Regions from separate parts of the Homo sapiens genome. Here region 1 is linked to region 2. The links are chromatin contacts, found by Hi-C or POLR2A ChIA-PET in ENCODE. All regions are on one chromosome and are shown on one strand. The core of a region is the stretch at or near the end of the contact, and the rest is flanking DNA. Distances in the headings are between cores, read along the strand shown.

What was found. Hi-C counts contacts between places; a loop is a spot of excess contacts on that map. ChIA-PET counts read pairs that join two places held with the same protein, here RNA polymerase II (POLR2A). Pooled maps may share reads with other maps.
Region 1: a loop to region 2 is called in a map of K562, with 2.3 times the contacts of the local background. The contact joins the promoter of GRIK1-AS3 here to the promoter of BACH1 in region 2. A Hi-C loop is called at or near these places in 1 of 168 maps with a recorded cell type or tissue (K562) and 7 of 50 pooled maps. POLR2A ChIA-PET finds 5 or more read pairs at or near these places in 1 of 52 experiments (activated CD4-positive, alpha-beta T cell).

The regions. Positions count from the first base shown.
Region 1 is chr21:29,652,655-29,660,322 of GRCh38, reverse strand. GRIK1-AS3 (GRIK1 antisense RNA 3) reads right to left here and starts at 2,917. Exons shown (of 1, transcript NR_199598.1): 1 at 2,493-2,917. GRIK1 (glutamate ionotropic receptor kainate type subunit 1) reads left to right here. Exons shown (of 18, transcript NM_001330994.2): 5 at 5,460-5,513. RefSeq lists an enhancer at 3,147-3,296.
Region 2 is chr21:29,296,995-29,303,836 of GRCh38, reverse strand. BACH1 (BTB domain and CNC homolog 1) reads right to left here and starts at 4,915. Exons shown (of 5, transcript NM_001186.4): 1 at 4,884-4,915. LOC105369299 (a long non-coding RNA gene) reads left to right here and starts at 5,101. Exons shown (of 2, transcript XR_937652.3): 1 at 5,101-6,842. RefSeq lists silencers at 1,235-1,529, 4,481-5,390 and an enhancer at 3,141-3,250.

The DNA of each region.
Region 1 (7,668 bases), core at 1,668-4,167, 360 kb before region 2:
TTTACCTAGACTTCATTGAGGACTCACAAGACAAACTAAAATATGGCCTTGGTGCTGCTCAGGCCGTACATGATAACTTCACCCATCAAGATCTAAGAGATCATCATTGCCAAGAACAACTAGGCTAGACTAAGAAGGTCAATACTACTGTGAACAAGGTCATGAGTGTTCTGTGGCAAAAACTCCAGAAAGCAGCTGGACCAATGTGGGATCACTGCTGTCAATGAGCAATGACTGTGTCCCAGGATATATTGATAACAGTTAACAGTAGGGCCTTAGAATTGTCCTTTCAAGAGGCAGCTGGCAGTGAGGGTTTTTTGTTGTTGTTGTTGTTGGGTTTTTTTTGTTTTGTTTTGTTTTGAAACAGAGTTTCACTCTTGTTGCCCAGGCTGGAGTGCAATGGCCTGATCTCGGCTCACCACAATCTCCGCCTACCAGGTTCAAGTGATTCTCCTGCCTCAGCCTCCCGAGTAGCTGGGATTACAGGCACGCACCACCACTGCCGACTAATTTTTTGTATTTTTAGTAGAGACGGGGTTTCTCCTTGTTGGTCAGGCTGATCTTGAACTCCCGACCTCAGGTGATCCGTCCAACTCGGCCTCCCAAAGTGCTGGGATTACAAGCGTGAGCCACCGCGCCTGGCCGGCATTGAGTTTTTATTCTGCCTTCTGATGACCCATTTACTGCAAATAAAATAAAGCAGTAATTATTTTTTAGCTACTGGAACAATGGAATAGTCTTGTGGCATTTCCATGTACAGTAGCATGATACGGAGAAAGCATTTACAATAGGTACAAGACACTCCCCCGCTGCTGATTTAAGGATTATGTTATCTAGATGGAATGGAATTTCATAAGTATGCAGGAGCTTAAGTCTTTTGGTATTGATGTCTTTTGAGTTCTTATAATTAATTCTGTAACAATGTAGATTAGAATTAACTAACAATGGTGATCATTAGAGGTAGGGGGGGAAAACTGTTTTGTTGGAAACTTTTTTTCATTACTCTAACCCAACTCAGCTACATCAGATCTGAAGAATTCCACTCGTTTATATGGGGAAAAATTATTTGACTTGTCCCAATCATGATTATTTGTTTATTTGTAATATCTTTATTCTATAAAGAATTGGAGCTGCCTGGAAAAATATATTTGAAACAAACTAATAAATGTTTTTAAAAGGGAGGGGAATTGGCACAAAGGAGAAAACTAGATAACAAAAACATAAAGCTGGATGACATTAGCACATGAAAAATGTATGCCCTGTGCTCCTGACTAATTGCCAATGGAAGACCCGTAATTTTGACCCTAAACCTCCTAGCAATCAAAACAAAGTTGTAAACAAGATCATTTACATGACTTGCAGTATTCATGTAACAGAAAAATGTATTTATTCAAAAATGAACAGCTTGTTCTGGCACTGATAACAATGCTAGTGATATTAGGGAACTGAGATCTCTGGAGAGTGACATATGTCAGAATCACCTCCACTTCATTGGCTAGAACCAGCACATACCCCCACCCAAGCCCAAGGGACTAGGAAATGCAATCCTAGTATGTACCCTTTGAGTTGGAAAACTGGAAAAACAGTACTAATGACGTCCACACTAGTAATCTTCCAAAATCAATAGATATTCCACACCCTGCCTATTTTAGATACATAATGTTAACAAAAGGGCTGGGTTGTTTTTAACTGTCAATCTAAGTCAATGATATAATGTCAAAAGTTGTTTAACAAGATTAATTCCATTAAGAAATGAGACTTGGCCAGGTGCAGTGGCTCACGCCTGTGATCCCAGCACTTAGGGAGACCAAGACAGGAGGATCACTTGAGGTCAGGAGTTTGAACCAGCGTGGCCAACATGGTAAAACCCCATCTCTACTAAAAATATAAAAATTAGCCAGGCATGGCGGTACGTGCCTGTAATCCCAGCTACTCAGGAGGCTGAGACAAGAGAATCGCTTGAACTCAGGAGGCAGAGGTTGCAGGGAGCCGAGATTGTACCAGTGCGCTATAGCCTGGGGCGACAGAATGAGACTCTTTCAAAAATAAATAAAAATAAAAAAAAGAAATGGGCCTTATTAGAAGAACATATTAGTGGAAGCAATTCGGAGGAATATGCTATCCATATGAACAGTATTGATATCTGCCTTTATTACATTTTAGTGTGTGTGACATGAAGTGTTTTCTGCCAAAAAAAAAAATTAATTGTGACAATTAAGTAAAGCCAGAGATGGTTCCTAGCAATACCGCCCTAATAAAGTATACATACTGCCTAGGTCAGCACCATTTGGTCAGTTCGGCAGACAAGTACTGTATCAAAATTCAAAGTCATTCTCAGGAAAAAGTAAGTTCTGCAAAGAACTATTAGAAAACTCCCTATATCGTGATTACACTTTTTATTTTTAAAACTGACATTTATTTTGATGTGACATTTTCTTAATCCCTTAATGACTTTTAGTTGAAATACCAACATGCAGAGAGAAAATCAAAATGGGAATGCAATCGTTTTATTTACAAAGTATGCGACAATTAGACGACAGGGCTACTGGTCTCAGCTGCTTAAAGACCATCACAAGAACAACTGCTTTAAAAGCACCGCCTTTGGTGCTGTTGACTTTGTTGTTCTTATCAAGATGTTTTTCATTCACCTGGGTGAGTGTCCACAAAGTTGACAGGCCAATGATCAATGACTGGACTCGTTTCTTAATTTCCATTTCTAGTAAATTCAAGGGAAGAACCAGGAGGCACTAATGCAAGCAATTAGCTAGGAAAAGGAACGGGAATTTTTCTACTACAGCAAATAAAATGTGTACCTGGAGGACCCCAGGGTTCTTTTTGCAATAACAGCTGTCCTGTTGGCTGTTTATTCGCTGCATTTTAATATCTCTTTCCTAACGCTGAGAGGCATGTCAAATGAATATTTACCTCCAGGAATTTTAAAATACAATAATAAAAATAATCAGTTAAATGGTTGTTTAAAAAAATGCTTATCTCTTAACAGGGGATCCAAAGCCTCCATAATGAAATTTAAAAAGAAAAATTTTACCCAAGTGAAAAGCTATAAACTCAAATGCCTTTGTGTTCTATTTTCAGTTTCAGAAACAAAATTTTAAACCTTAGCATTCAGCCCTATATCCTCACATGAAACCTGCCCAGTTCCCTTTCAAGAGGTAATCTTGGCTGCAATTACACTATCTAATGACCAAAGTGAAAAATAGGATTTCTGACTGACCCTGGCAGGCCAGCTCTTTATGCTCGAATGATATAAGAGAACAGCTAACAAGACCTCACCATGCATGGCCTTAAATGTTATTGATGGCACTAAAGCAAGTCTACCCTTGAAAAAAAACATCCTTTAGTGTGCCTGGTCTTGTTGTCACCGTAGGAGTGACTTATATCCTGTGGGCTGATGATTCATGGAGTTTCCTGTCATTTGTCTTAAGTTCATGACATTGCAATTTCACTAAATATTCCTCTGGTTTTCGTGTTAGTAGAGACGTTGTTGAGAAGTGTAGGACTGGTGTTCATGCAGTTATGTGCTGTCATCTAATACCCTCTTTATTTCTTATTCCCTTTCACGTAAAATCATTCTAGTTCACATATCTTAGGCACCTTCCAGAACCGCTGATAACTTGCAATGTCTTTCCCCAGACCTTTTCAATCCATCTCTTCAACTGAAGATCTGAAAGTCTTTGTTATTTAATGCAAAGGTACATGTTTTCCATAGAGCAGTGATTTTCAGACACAGCTGTGAAATGCAGAAATCAAGGCTACACTCTCAGAAATCCCAATTCAGGATGTCCCTGTGATGGTGTCTAAGAGTCTTTGATATAAAAACTTCCAGAGGGAATTTTTACTTGCATCCAGAATTGACCAGAGTTGTGCGGAAAACTACCTTGGAAATGTGATTTCTAAGTCTTCTCTCTTCATTTCTTTTTTTTTTTTTTTTTTTTTTTTTTTTTTTTTTTGAGTCTCGCTCTGGCCCCCAGGCTGGAGTGCAGTGGCGCGATCTTGGCTCACTGTAAGCTCCGCCCCCGGGTTCACGCCGTTCTCCTGCCTCAGCCTCCTGAGTAGCTGGGATTACAGGCACCCGCCACCACGCCTGGCTAATTTTGTGTATTTTTAGTAGAGACGGGGTTTCACCGTGTTAACCAGGATGGTCTCTATCTCCTGACCTCATGATCCGCCCGCCTCATCCTCCCAAAGTGCTGGATTACAGGCGTGAGCCACCGCACCCGGCCTTCTCTCTTCATTTCTATGCAAAGACAAAAAAAATAAAAATAAAAAAAGCACCCAAATAGTTATTTTGGTAATCTATCCCAAGGAAAGGAATATCCTTATTCATATTTAGAAAGAATTGTCTCCAAACCATTTGCATCTTCTTCTCAGTTGACACCATTTCCGGGACTCCAAAAGTAAGATCACAGTTCAATGAACGTAGAACCCCTGTCCTTCCTATCCACCTCCTTTTTTCCTTCTTCCACGAAGTAAAAACAATATACACGCTCACAGAATGTCCGGAACTATTACGATCCCAAGTAGTTATTTGAGAACCAGCATGAAGAAACAGTGTGAAATTGGTGTCAGAATAGTCCCTATCCTTTTATCTGTAAATGAATCCTCTCTTCCCCTTCTCATGGAAAAGGGGGAGAGAGAAAGGTTTCAGAGATATACTCATTCATAAACCTTCATTTAAACATATCTACATACCAGTATTGACAATTCAACATTTAATGAGTTCTACTCATAATGAGGGTGGCATTATGCTAAGTCGTAAGTAGGGAGATCAATGAAATACATATTTCTAAGTATGAGATGGCTCAGACACTTAGGCAGTGGGAAAGACAAAACCCTGTGCATTATGGACAACTCCAAATACAAAATTTGTTTAGTACAAACTATTTTTTTTTTTTTGAGACGGAGTTTCCCTCTTGTTGCCCAGGCTGGAGTGCAATGGTACAGTCTGGGCTCACTGCAACCTCCGCCTCCCAGGTTCAAGCGATTCTCCCGCCTCAGCCTCCCGAGTAGCTGGGATTACAGGCATGCGCCATCACGCCCAGCTAATTTTGTATTTTTAGTAGAGACAGGATTTCTCTATGATGGTCAGGCTGGTCTCGAACTCCTGACCTCATGTGATCCACCTGCCTCGGTCTCCCAAAGTGCTGGGATTAAAGGCTTGTGCCACTGCACCTGGCCCAAACTATTTTTAAATTTGATCATCAAACCCATTACTTCGATGTAGGTCAAGCAGTGTGTAATGGAAATAGTGTTGGCTGGAGGTCAGTTGGCTTGCTCCACACCAGCCACTCATTGGCCTCAGGTTTCTGATCTGCTGAGTTTGTGGATTTCCAAAGTCCCTTCCTGTTCTATGTTTCCAAGCATTTGCAGTCACCCTAGAAATTATCCCATTCTTATTATAATTCTGTTCCTGATTCTTTCCCCTTATTTCTCTTTTGCAGATTCTGTTCATGGGCATGATGACCGAGTACTATCACTACTTTTTCACAACCCTGGTAAGTGCATCTGGGAGAAATGTATTCCACATGGTAGGAAACGTCTTCACACAGTTATTTCAGAGTCGGCCTCACCAGTGTCAAAGGCAGGATATTGTCATGGAGACTTGCCTTACTTTCCTAAGAATCCTCTAAATCCAGCAATGCTGAGCAGCAGGCTTTTTTTCTTTCTTTCTTTCTCTTTCTTTCTTTCTTTCCTTCTTTCTTTTTCTTTTAACTAGTATCAATGCATGTGCATTCAGAGAGGGATTAAAATGAAAATTCCATTAAATAGAAACTATTAAAGTAAAAACTATTCATAAAAAACATCATCTACAATTTTTATATACATTAGAAGGTGTATCCAAGTGTGTCTGGCATTCATTGATTTGATGTGGCTTTGCTGCCTGTGTCCAGTAGATAGCTGGGTTAGCCAGGGGTTACCTGTCAGATGTCTGAAAAACCTTCAGAAAGGGGAGTTTTGGAGATGCTCTGCACATTGAACATTTTGCCTCATTAAGAAAAATCATGGTCCTAAGCCTTAGAAATCTAAAAGAAACCATAGGACATCTTAAATTTTGAGAGACTATCTGATCATGGAGAATGATTTAGGGTATTTAACACATCAAAATGATGTGATAATTTTCATTCAGTCAATTTCAGAAATCAGTGACAGCCCCCACCTCCCCACCTACACACTCACACATTCCACTTCCTTACATGAGAAGAAAAACAGAATCAAGCTCGTTTTCTAATCTGTAAGAGTATATTAGCTAAATTTGACCTGGATTCTGGGGGGGTCAGTAACAGTGCCATTTTAGCAAATTCAGCTGACAAGCTAGTGAGTAGGGGAATTCAAAGAATTTAGAATAAGGACCCGAAGTAGTAAATTCTATTTCTGACTCAAATGTCTTTGAGAGTGCAGAGGACATCATGAAATGAATGCTTTGGGACAGTTGTCAAAATCATTACTGCTACTGAGCATAGGGTGGAAGTGGGTACAGGGTAGAAATTCCTGAACTAAGGTTTGCATAGTCTTCCCATAGGGTGGAAGTGGGTACAGGGTAGAAATTCCTGAACTAAGGTTTGCATAGTCTTCCCATTTGCCTCTTACTGTTTCTTGATCATGTCATCCTTGAGAACAGCTGAGGGAAAACTTGAGAACTGCAAAGTGTCTTACTCTGCTTACAAATATGGTTCTTCCCATCACGAAGAACACCTGAGGGTTACTCAAGGTGACATGGCCATCTGCCTCGGAACTTTCTACCTCCTCCAGCTGTGAACACCCTGGAAGAGCTGGTGTGGGAGAAATTTGAGAAGGAATACGAATAATGGAACCTACCAAGGCTAGGAGACCATAGAGGATGAATAAATGTGCACTTTTATTCCTCTTCACCCCTAACACTCATTCTGCATGCACAAGGGGATGTAGCAAATCGGATTTTAGACTTCTGACATTCTTTGTTGCGTGGAAACCCTAAATTGTAGGACAACCTAATTTTGCACATGTTTAATGTATGTCATTTTAGCATGTTAAATCTATGTACTATGAATCTCTAAGAGGGTTCATGTGTATTCTGGCAGTTTCTGTCTTACCTCCTGAGACTGGACTTAACTGTCTTTCTATTCACTGAGTGTGCTACCGGACTCATTTTTGCCTGGGTCCTCTTCTTTAACTTTGCTTCTTTCATCCTTTTCCTCTGATTTTATCTGCATTCTGTCCTGGTTGGCTTTTATATTCTTACCATTCTTGCCCATGAGTATTAATAAAAGTTAAAGAAAAAAATAGTTACTTAGTGTTAAGGAAAAAAATATGCAATGCTTTAAAAGGCAGTATTGTACACTTTTCTGATACTGATCTCGGAGCACAGAGCTGTGCTCTTACAGTTCTACTGCCTCATCCAAATATATCTTGGGAAAGAGAGAGTTCATCAAAAGAATAAATTTGTATGCATCTTCCGCAAATGCAAATTGCGAAGTGTTTCTGAAGCTGCTGCTTTTCAGTACCTGTAATCATCAGGATAATGTCCTGTCTTGCAATGCACTTTCAGAAAGCGGTTGCATTGTTAAGAAACTTTTATGGAAGTATTTTTCCTGTTAAATGTTATCTTGAAAGTTGAGTTTCTTCTGAAATGTGATATATTTTAATGATGTATTTTTAAATCTAGTCTTTTCA
Region 2 (6,842 bases), core at 3,666-6,165:
CCTATGAATATTTGAATATTTTCTAACCTGTCCCTGATCCTAAATAAAACAAAGAACCTGTTCTAGAGGAGTGATATTCAAAGTATTAGACATATAAGACATTTAACATCTAGAAAACCAAATTATATTTTGCTCAATTCAATTCTAATCCAATTATGGGTAAAAATAAGTCACAAGACAAGTTTTATGTCTATCTTAGGAGATGAACTAGAATTACTTAATTCCAGCTGCCTTCTCAATAATCACACCAATGATAAAAACAGAAAGTAGAAAGCTAAATAATCAAAAGAATTTCAACTCAGTGCACACTTACAAGGTACCACACACGATGTTCTCTCCTTCAATCTGTTAAACATTCCCAAGTTTCAAAATCACAGAACTAGAATGAACGCATATCATACCACCCAGTTCAGCAACCAACAGTTTATTAAAGAAACACAGCCAAGGCACATTCAGAGTGCCATAGGAGATAAAACAGAAAGACACAGATTCTCACCATCAGGAAACTTACAATCTGGCTGAAAGAATGGTCAAAATAACACAACCTTTCTGAATTACTAACAGGTACAAAAAGCTATACGATAAATATGTCCATTGTATTCATATCCATTTCATGGATAATTTTTCTGTATTAGTACAGGCATATCATCTAAAGAAAACATAATACTTAGAAGAAACTAATTAGCTTACAAATTTACATTCTAAATGTTTCCAACAAACTGGATAGGGCCCAGGAATATGTACTGAGAAACTAGTTCTGTTCTGGTATTAACAAGAAGGGAGGGGTGGACAGGTTACTAAAGCTGCCAGGCCACAATGTCAACTACAACGTGGAAAAGACTAGCCAAAGAATGGCAAGTGTTTTTATTTCGTAAAAGCCAGTTTCAATTAACTGGTTAGTGACTACCTCAAGCACTCCGCTGAGACTGTTAAGATTCCTTTAAGTAAAAAGCTATGTCCTGTGTTCGTTGCCCTCAGAAGTTGGATGTATGTTTGAGATGGTGCTACTGACTTAACATAAGAGTGTTCCCCGGGTTGTTTTTCCAGTCTCACTTGTGATCAATGCCGGCAATTCAGCTCTCAACAGCTATAAAACACTACTGTGTAACTAAGTACTTCCCTGATTCTGAACAACAGATAATAACACCTAACACTTGATGTTTCTTATAAAGCTGGCACTGTTCTAACCACTTACCCCGTATTAACGCATATAATCCTCACAACAACCTCTCTGATACAGATTCTACTATCACCACCCCTGTTTTACAGAGGAAACAATGAGGCACTAGTTACCAGGTAGAAGAGCTTGCCCAAGGCTTTAAAGTGGGTGACACAACCAGAACCTGACCTTAAGCAGTCTGGCTCCAGAACTACTTTTTAACCATTCTGCTTACTGCTTCTTTGTCAACTGTACAGTGATCAAACCCAGACTTCAGTTATGTTAGTGCACTGTGTAAGCCAGGTGCCTGGGCTTCAGGAGAGTGTAAGTCAATGTTTTAGCTGCAGTCCTGAAATGTTTACTCCCTCCAAGGGGCACGGATTCTGGCGAATTGCACTCAAATTACCCATACCTTGGCCATCGGTACATTACCTCATTTGACATATATTTTAAATCAAAACAATCTCAAAAATCATCGTTCCACCACATAAAATAAACCCTCTGTCTAGAATGCTCAGGGAATGCAGGTTTTAGGGTTAAGACAATTCTCTCATTAACAGAACATTAGTCAGAAAATTAGAAGAGAGGTGGTGATTCCTAAAACGTAAGTCATGGAGAGATCAGCACTATGAAGAGAAAATCTGACAAGTGGTAATTTTAACGGGCTTTGCAACTGTTATTCTGAGCATCACCTCTCACAGTACAGGGGTGTAGAAGGCACATGGCACATGAGATTTAACTGAATGGTAAATACTAACCACCCTCACCGCCGCCACCCGCCCCCAGCACTAGTAGGAGGTTGATATTCTGAATAAATGCCACTTCCCAAGGGATTTACTGAATATGTCGTCTTATTAATCTTAAGAGAACATAAGCTTGGCAAAAAACAAACAAAAAAAAACAGACTTCAAGGAGTAACAGTACAAACTAATTTTTACATATGCTATACATATTACACTCCAATGTGTAGATTATCTTCAAGTATTTCCACTGCACCCTTTTACACATCACTGCACTTCAGATCACATACATTAAACCAACCGCTGGGCTTGTCTCCAAATTCAAAATACAGGTTATCAAATGAAATTCTGTATTTTTTGTATTTCCATCCCCAGTATCAACAATGTAACAAGAAATTTACACTCAAGCTTCTAAAGTAAAACATACAGACAATAGAACTACCTATAAAATAAAACTTAAATGGAATATTAACAGTCTGAAAGAACTCTTAGGAGGAAACCGTAAGTTAAAAGAAAAAGCATTCCGGTTGTTGAAAGAATGTTACTGACAGTGGTTAACAGGCTATGTTCCCCCAGCAACAAAGGGGTGGAGGACATGCACGCGCATTATATAATATGAATACACGATTGTTAGTCTGCATCTTTAAGCTTAATGTCTTTCTTATATTAAAGTTTTTAAAAGTTTTAATATATTCCTTCCAAATGAACCTCCTTGCACCCCACCTTGGAGGCCCTAATACTTACAAAATTCATGATTTCTAATCTCCTCTAGTCCCAGACTTAAAGGAACAAAATAAATCGTTTTTCCTAATACAGAATATTTTAAATGAACTACCATTAATAGGAATCATCATTTTTTTCACCAAAGGGCCAAATTCCCAGCTCTACATTTCCCATTCCTAAACTTTGTTTGCAATGAGGACTCATATAAATATTTGGGTTGTGTGCTCCTTTTTAAAGCAAGAAGCAATGACACCAGGTGTAAAGGCAGTGGTGTCATATAATCAAGACAATGAGACAGGTATTTACGGTTGGCTATTTATTAAACAGCTCTTTCGAGACTTAACCCAATGAGACCTATTAATTCCACCCATATGGTGCTTACCCTCCTCTGACTCCTGAAACTTCTTGTGTATGCATGAAAAGCCAAGGGCCATGAGAAACAGAGCAAGTCCCTTCTGTGTACTCATAACCAAATTTTTATGACGCACAAATTAAGCTCACTGCTTGAAACTTATAGACCACGTAACAGAAACCACAAAAAGGAAACTAAGTCCAGTAAGAGTAGTAAATATTTTTGTTACAATATTTTTTATTGGGTTACCCCTAGCTGCAAATTTCTTCCCCAGTTTTAGCTCTCTCCAGCGCAAATTTATTCTCAGACAGCAGGTCACGAGGCTCCGTCTTTAAACCCGCCTCAGTGCTATTGGCCACTGCCTAAGAGTGCTCTTCCACTTCACCCACTGATAACCTGTATCAAAACAACCCCAGCTGGGTCCCCTTCAGCCTTCTGAAGCAACCTCTCTAGAGCGCTCTTTGGCCTTTTATAGTGGAGGCATGTGATGAGAGTATTTGCACCAGCTGTTTCTAATTACCTCTCAAGCTGGGGCGAATGACTCAGCAACCCAACTTTTTAGAGAGTCATCCTACCTTGTTAACCAACCAACATACCGAACAACAGTAAACCACTTGACAGAAACATAGGTTAAACAACAATACAAGAATCACTACGCCAAAGTCACCCTACTCCAAGCTGACTCACCGGGAGCCTTTCTTCCCTAAGCTTCTTCAAGATGTCCAAAGGCAGAAGTGGCAAGTGCCTTCAAGCCCAGCCCAGCCCTTGCACCACTACCCAAAGACCAGGAAGAAGCAAGCCGACCTCTTCCCATTTCTCTGCTTGACTATGTGAAGCGCTCAAGTGCTCTGCCACTAACACATCTGGGATTTCCACCCTTTATCCTTCTGAACTGCATTCAATGCAGACCCTCTGATGTAAAGGGTGTTCAAATACATGATCAAATTCCCATAGCATCATCCATGGGTAACAGTCCCTACCCCTACACAATTCTCCAAAAAGCAAAGCATCCTACAAAACATTCTTTGTTCCTCCAAGCATGACATTGTAGCTCGTTTTCCTCATACACGTTCTTTCACAATTACTACTACACTTTACCTGGAATCAGCACAAGTTTAACGCAGAAGCCTCACTCCATAAAAGCATTCCGCACAATTCTACTCAATGACATGAAACTGCCGTGTAAGAATGAGAAAGCAACGGCACTCGTGTTACATTACACGAGCACAAAGCTGGTGTCTCCAGAATCAACGCCCACTCTCACCATATTGTGCGAGGCTTAATTACAACGCGTGGGCAAAACTCCAACAAAGGGAGTCCTGGGCTCTCCGGTCCCCAAAACCAGTCTTCGCTAAATCCAGCTCAGCACGGTGGCCTTCTCTCCCCAGCCACAAACTCGGCTTTTCTTACGCGATTCCACGCGCGACAGCCACCGGGCTGAGTAGACGCGAGGCTGGGCATGCGGTGGGAGGCGGCGGAGGACAATACGGGGCCCCAGCCGCGAGGGCGGTGCTGATGTGTCACAGCCCGGGCGGGCCGCGGGCGAGGGGCCGGGCTGGCGCCCGAGGGCAGGGAGGGGGGTGGGGCAGGGACCCCGCGGCCCCCAGCCCCCGCCCGCCCCGGGTAAAGTACGGCGCGCGCGGGTAAACAACAGCTCCGGCAGTGCAGGGGGTTCGGCCGCCGACGGGACGCCCCTTCCGGCGTCGCGGCCACTTCCAGGATCCCGGCCGCCGGCGCCCCCCGCGGGCCCCGATACGTGCCCCCCGCGCCCCGCCCAGCCCAGAAAGAGCCGCCCCCGGCCCGCCCGCGCCTTCACTGGACCTGTCCGCCGGCCTCCCCTCACAGGCCCGCGGCCCTGACCGCGCCAACCCTCCCGGAGAAGGGCCGGCGGGACGGCCGAGCCACTCACCAGAGCTGAGGCGCGGCGCGGCCCGACTGACTGAAGCGAGAGCGCCCGGCGGGCGGCGAGGGCAGCGGTCAGGTGACTCACTCCTTCCGCGCGGCCAGCCGCCCCCTCCCTTCTGCGCCGCTCTGCTGCCGCCACCTCGCGGCGCCAAAACCCCGCCCGCCCGCTGAAGGCCCCGCCCCCGGCGCCGAAGCCCCGCCCTGCCGCCCTCGAAGCCTCTGTCAGCGAACGAGCGCGCGCAATAGCGCGGGGCAGGGGTCGCCGCGGCCGGAAGCCCACGCGGGGGGTTGCAGGGACGGGTCGTAAGGGGCGGGGCGGGCCTCGAGGAGGCGGCGGTGGGGTCCCCGGACCTCCGCGCGTGGCACAGCCCGCATCCTGAACTGACTCCCACTCGAGGACCACCTCTCCTCTCCCTTCTGAGGGCGGAACGGAAAGGCCAAGCGCCTCCTCGCCTCGGGAGCTGCAGGACGCCCTAATTCAGCCGAGTCGCCGCGTGCCCGGGTGCCCGCGAACAGCAGGAGAGAGGACGGGCGCTGGCCCCACAGGGGTCGCTTTACCCCTTGAAGAGCTCCTCGCTGCCTGCCCTGGGGGTGGTGGGCGTCCAGGTTCACAGGGTACTTGAGCTTGCTGGGGTGGGGGTGTGTATGAAGTGCGTCCAGGGTTTTGTGGAGCGCGTCTAGCAGTTGCTCTACTTCTTACTGACAGTGAAACAAGGGCGCCCACGACAGGTGTTCCCTTTTCGCTGTCGCTGCCAGGAAGCTTCCAGCCAGGTTCAGCGCCCAGTGGTGTCAGCCGGCCCATCTCGAGCCTTGGTTCCGCTGTCATCTTCTGGTGCTTATTCTGGTGTTTATCCAACTGTCCGTTTTGAAATTATGTTCCCAAGCCATTTAACACCTCTGGAGAACCAAAGCACTGGCTGTCAGCGGAGCGGGATGCACGCGCAGCGGAGGGGACTGGGCACGCCAACCCCACGAGGGTTCCTGCGGAGATGACACGGACCTTGAGGTCTGAAGCCAAAGGACGATTTGTGTGAAGGGATTTTATTGTTAGCTTTGGAGCCAGCAACAAGAACACAGCCCTGGAGTTCCCGGGGCAAAAAGGATACCAAGATAATAATTCAGGTATTACGACTAACATGACTGCATTTGCACCCACAGGCTGTGGGACTTGGGGACGTTTGAGCTACATCCAAAATACATGAGAAAATCACACAAGTGAAATTGGATGAGAGTGCGAGGGGTGAAGTGATACATTATGACCTAGAATTAGGGGAGGCTTCCTGGAGCAGGTGACATTTGCATTGGGTCTTGATTGGGAAGAGTGGAACCCAGCAGTCTAGATAGGGTCCAGAGGTAGGAGGTACCTCGCATCCCAGGCTGCCTCAGTTCATGGTGAGAGTGCAGATATTTAGTGAAACAGGAGGAAAGGACACTTGGAAATACACCATGAAAGAAGGATTGAAGTTCTTGCAGACACATGGGAGTGTCCGAGGCTTTATTCTCCTTCCACCTTGAGCCAGTGGAATTGCAGTGTCTTTTTTCTACACCTATGCAGTTTTTTCTACACCTGTGCAGTTTTTTCTAGGGGAAGATCAGACCCTCCTCTTTGGGAGGAACTCTTGCTTCTTTAGATAATAGCAGTGACATTTTCTAGCCTGAAAATTATGATGTATGCCCTGATAGGTTTAATTATTTGAGAAGTTCTCACAAAGGTATACAGATGTGCTAAGAGTATCAAGTCAAGTGAGTGACTCTCAAGCTTCATTATGGGGAAGAATATTTGGTTTGCTTGTTAAAATGCAGATTCCGGCCGGGAGCAGTGGCTCATGCCTGTAATCCCAGCACTTTCAAAGGCCAAGGCGGGCGGATCACGAGGTCAGGAGATCGACATGGTGAAACCCCGTTTCTACTAAACCCCAACATGGTGAAACCCCGTTTCTACTAAAATACAAAAAATTAGCCA